Linked DNA regions of Homo sapiens: region 1 is linked to region 2. Evidence: read pairs that join two places in POLR2A ChIA-PET (ENCODE). Cell type or tissue: MCF 10A. All regions are shown on one strand.

Region 1 (2,500 bases), 440 kb before region 2:
TGCTCCTATGTAGCTAAATAGTCAACATCAATTGCTGAAGGCCCAAAAGAGATGGCATATGTAGAACAAAATAGCATCCAGTTATCAAGGCAGGCAAGTAAGTTCTTACGATGAAAACATATGAGGCAGACATTCCAAATGAAATTTTTTCAGCACATTATTAGTTCACTTCTCATCACAAGTGACCTAGGCATCTGCTCTGTGCTCAGGGAATGCAAACTAATGCTAATATTAGCCACATCAACAAATAGAAATGAAAGGCAGAAGGAAGGAACTAAAAAAGGAAGGAAGGCAAAACTGCTGCCCCCAAAGGATATTAAAAATATTTTTATTCAGCCAGGCGCAGTGGCTCACGCCTGTAATCCCAGCACTTTGGAAGGCCGAGGCGGGCGGATCACGAGGTCAGGAAATCAAGACCATTCTGGCTAACACGGTGAAACCTGTCTGCACTAAAAATACAAAAAATTAGCCGGGCGTGGTGGCAGGCGCCTGTAGTCCCAGCTACTCGGGAGGCTGAGGCAGAAGAATGGCGTGAACCGGCGAGGCGGAGCTTGCAGTGAGCTGAGATCGCACCACTGCACTCCAGCCTGGGCAAAGAGTGAGACTCCATCTCAAAAAAAAGAAAAAAAAATTATTCTACCTCCTGTTTTTGTATTACCCATTTTTATTAGTCCATTATATTTAGCTTAAATACTGGCCTAGACGGATACTGAACAGGCTGTTATATTACAGCACTTTCTCTTCTATCTATACAGACCTGCATTCATGGAAGGGGGATCTCTTATGGAAAGTTATTTGCAATGCAGCTAAGTTATCCTAAAATAAACAAATCTGGAAGAATAGGGGGCTGACAATGATCTGTTAGACCCTGTTACTAAAGAATTGCTGTTATCTGAGCATTGTATGTGCATTTCAAATAACTCTCAGGAGGAGTTTGTATAGCTTTTGTTTTTTTGTTTTTGTTGTTGTTGCTGTTTAGAGACAGGGTCTCACTATACTGCCCAGGCTAGTCTCGACCTCCTGGACTCAAGTGATCCTCGACCTCCCAAAGTGCTGGGATTGCAGGCATGAGCCACCACATCTGGCCTTGTGGAGCATTTTTAAAGGGAGAAGAGGAAGAAGAGTTTGATACTTTCTGTCCTCATCTCAGTGAGATGCCTTTTTTTTTTTTTTTTTTTGGTCTAATGTATTCTTCCTCAAAAGGGCAGAATCCAAGTCAGATGCAGTGCGAGTGAAGGGGTTAGTCTGTTCTATAAACTGTTAGAGAGATTTAAAAAATAGGCAATCTAATTGACTCATGCATGGCTCACAGCCATATAAATGCTTGCAAAATTGCTTCCTGCACAGTAATAGTGACCACAGAGAAGCAGAAGTAAAATGGAAGCGAGCAAGATGAGAGCTCTTAGGAAATCTTTAGCAGGACTTTCAAACTTTTGTTAAACCTTTTGTTTAACCTTGTGGAGAACTTTCCTTTGGAAAATTAAATGTACTTTCAACAAGCATACTGCAAGTTAAAAGTCACATAATTCACCTACAAAATAAGACCTCATTGGTAGCAAATTTCATTTCTAGAAATATATTGTCTTTCAGAACCAACTGAAGAGAAGCAATTTTTTTTTTTCAAGAAGGACTGCGGCTACATTGTTACTAAGAGATTTGTAATCTGCTTTAAACATGTTACTAAGAAAGAAGTTGACGTAACTACTAAGTTTGCTATTTACATTTAATTAAGGGCATTACTTAAAATGTATTTGGGCATTTGAGCTATTAACAATATACACATTTATAACTTTCCTCATATTCGCTTTTAACAAAATCTTTCTTTTGCTGTCTTCTTCAAAACTCCCTGCCCTTGTATTGATTAGCTTTACCTGTAATTTATTTCCTGGTGTCTCCTTATGCTTTGCTGAAACATGCACCATGCAATTACTCAGCATAATTTGTTTTTTTGTCCCTTGCCAATCATACACCAAAAAAAAAAAAAAGCATATCTCATCTGTTTGTAGTTTCCTTTTACTACTTAATTAAAAGTAATCAGCTGAAAGATTATACTGAAATTAATCTCTAAATTCATTGGTTGGTCACCAACTCGGAGGTAGGAAATAATTTTTTCCATGTAAAACTTCCTTCTAAAAGCCTGAGTTGCAGTAACAATAACAATATAGTTGCACAATATGTAAACAATTATCTCCTGAGTTACAAAAATATTTTTCAGGCATCCACTTGAACTTTTATAATTTATGTCATTACCCTCCTTGTTGGCTTCCAAATAATAATTTATAAGAATTTTATGTATCATCATTTTGAGTCAAAATGAAAGCCTGAATTTCCTTTAGAAACTAAGAAAAACTAATTTATTATTAAGGTGATTTTGTTTTTGTTGTTGTTTTAATGTTTTGAGACAAGTTCTCAGTCTGTTACTCGGGCTGGAGTGCAGTGACACAATCTTGGCCCTCTGCAACCTCTGCCCCCAGGCTCAATCAATCCTCCCACCTCAGCC
Region 2 (2,500 bases):
GTAATACTATCTAGATACTGTGTGCTGCGATTCCTGTTTAAAGGAATCTCATTGCAGCTAAGACTACAGAAAACATGGTTCATAGTACTTCTCAAATCGCAAAGCTTGAGCTCCTTCCTCCTCCTCTTCCTCCCTCCCCTGGTCCCCGCTGCGTCCCCATCGCCCCGGAAAATAAAGCACACGCCGGATTTTCGGACGCATCATTGAGAGGCGGAGGGAGAGGAGGTAGTCTTCGAATTGTTGGACTTGCTATCCCATTCTGCCTGTGCAAAATAAACCCCCATAGTAAAATAATCTTAACCCGTGATAAAAATCGAGGACCCAATTCTCTTTGGTTCGCCTCTCTCCATCGCTATAAACTTCACTGCGGCCCTCAATGCACTCATTTCTACTCCAGAGCCGCCCTACCTGTGCCGAGACCCCCATTTGCAGCATGAGTTACTCTATGACCTTGGGCCCGCTCCCCTCCCAAACTGAAGGCTGTAAAACCAAGACCCCACATCGCGCCCCGCAAACTGCAGAGGCCTCCAGGCTCAGGCCGGGTCAGCGGGTTGCGCCAGGAGGCGGCGAGGGACTGGCTCCGGTGAAGCGCCGGGAAGAGAAAACGCAGGGGGCGGAGACGGGGCCCGGAGCTACCTGCGGGACCAGCACTGGCGCTGCCCCGGTGCTAGCAATGGCTGCGCGCCACCTCGGGGCTCCCGGAGCCCTCGCGGCAGTGCTGGGAACTCCGGCCCTGCCCCGTCGGCGGTCACGACCCCTTATGAACTTCGACCGCCCAGCAAACAGCGGCAGGTGGTGCGCGGACACGCGAGCACGTTAGCTGCCTACCTCAAGCGACGGCGTCTTGGAGCCTAGAGCCTCCCACCTCCCTCCCAGGGGCGCGAAGAGCTGGGACCGGAGCAGTAGGAAGGGGCGTGCGAGGCAACACGCCACCGAGGGTGGAACAGGAAGAGGGAGAACTGTCCGCTCCCTGAAGGGGCTGGCAAAAGAGAGGTGAAGACACAGGCGGCGGGGACCGTCAGGGACGCTCGCGTACCTTCCTTTTGCCTGGCGGAGGGTCAGACTAGCGCCAGCGGATCGCCTCACATCCGGGTATCAGGAGACACTCAGCTGCTTCTGCTGCGGCCGCCGCCTCCCCCGCGGCGCAAACACCAAACTTCCGGCGACGACGGCGACGCCTCGCTCGTCAGATGGGAGTTACCTGTGACCGTCTTGGGTGCGCTTGCGCAACGCTCCTCTTCAGCCCTAACCGGCTCAGCTGACGTGCCCAGAAGACGAAGATGGCCGCCACGCTCACTGCGTGTCACGCAGTTTTTCACCCCGGCCCGGACGGCTGGGCGTCGAGGAAAGGCGAGCTAGTGTCCATCCTCAGCGCAGGCGCGGTGGGAGGCCTAGCGCGCGCGCCTCCGCGGGTGGTCGCCTGGCAGGGAAGTGGCGGCGCCCCCTAGCGGCGGCCGCTTGTCGTTCCTGGGGTCATCGCTTTGAGCTGAAAACCACCCAGGCCCCCAGCGGTTGTGGTTTACCTTGGAAATTTGTCGCAACTGGTTGCCATGTAGGTTTTGGCTGCTTCTGTCTGCGATGTATAATCCAAGTGCCTTTGGTCTTCCATATGAGCCAATGTAAAGAAGGAGGGTGGGGCCGGGCGCGGTGGTTCACGCCTGTAATCCCAGCACTTTGGGAAGCAGAGGCGGGTGGATCATTTGAGGTTAGGAGTTCGAGACCAGCCTGGCCAACATGGCCAACATGGTGAAACCCCGTCTCTACTAGAAATACAAAAATTAGCCGGGTGGTAGTGGCGTGCGACTGTAATCCCAGCTACTCGAGAGGCTGAGGCGGGAGAATCCCTTGAGCCTGGGAGGCGGAGGTTGTGGTGAGCTGAGACTGGGCCACTGCACTCTAGTCTGGACGAGTGAGACCCTGTCTCAAATAAAAAAAAAAGGAGGGTGCAGTCCCTACACTGCCCTCCAGCACCTCCAAAAAATGCAGGGCTTCGCCCTCTCCTTGCACACTTTCTTCCTGTGTATCAGAGTGCAAGAATCATCAGAAATTGTAAAATATTCTGCTAGACTTAGTCAGACTGAGTGTTCAGACAAAGCTTTGGCTCGCTCTTGGACGCCTCTAGAGATAGAATCCAAGATTCTATCACTAGGATTCATGGTTCCCACACTTCTTTCTTTTGTGACAGGAAGGATCTTGCTGTGTAGCCCTGGCTGGTGTGCAGTGGCACAGTAACGGCTCACTGCAGCCTCGACTTGGGCTCAAGCGATCCCACCTGCCTCAGCCTCCCTGAGAACTGCATGTATGAAGCCCACGACACCATGCCAGGCTAATTTTTTTTTTTTTTTTTGAGATGGAGTCTCACTCTTGTCACCCAGGCTAGAGTGCAATGGCACGATCTCGGCTCACTGCAACCTCCGCCTCCCAGGTTCAAGGAATTCTCCTGCCTCAGCCTCCTGAGTAGCTGGGACTACAGGTGCCTGCCACCATGCCCGGCTAATTT

The links. Peaks named below come from ENCODE experiments on the same cell type or tissue, not always from the same donor. Only the 100,000 strongest peaks of a DNase experiment are listed, where the experiment ranks them.
Region 1: POLR2A ChIA-PET joins it to region 2 with 10 read pairs; 3 of 35 experiments call an interaction of 5 or more read pairs at or near these places.

What each region holds. Positions count from the first base shown.
Region 1 is chr18:21,162,777-21,165,276 of GRCh38, forward strand. The region is part of intron 2 of LOC107985161 (a long non-coding RNA gene); the gene reads right to left. Among named protein-coding and RNA genes, the nearest start is that of ROCK1, 52 kb to the left of the region's middle. In MCF 10A, no CTCF peak of the experiment used is centred here; a DNase peak (open chromatin) is centred at 1,325.
Region 2 is chr18:21,599,587-21,602,086 of GRCh38, forward strand. It overlaps ESCO1 (establishment of sister chromatid cohesion N-acetyltransferase 1), which reads right to left and starts at 1,118. Exons shown (of 12, transcript NM_052911.3): 1 at 1,037-1,118. RefSeq lists an enhancer at 824-1,343. In MCF 10A, a CTCF peak has its summit at 1,466 (motif pointing left); DNase peaks (open chromatin) are centred at 625 and 1,265.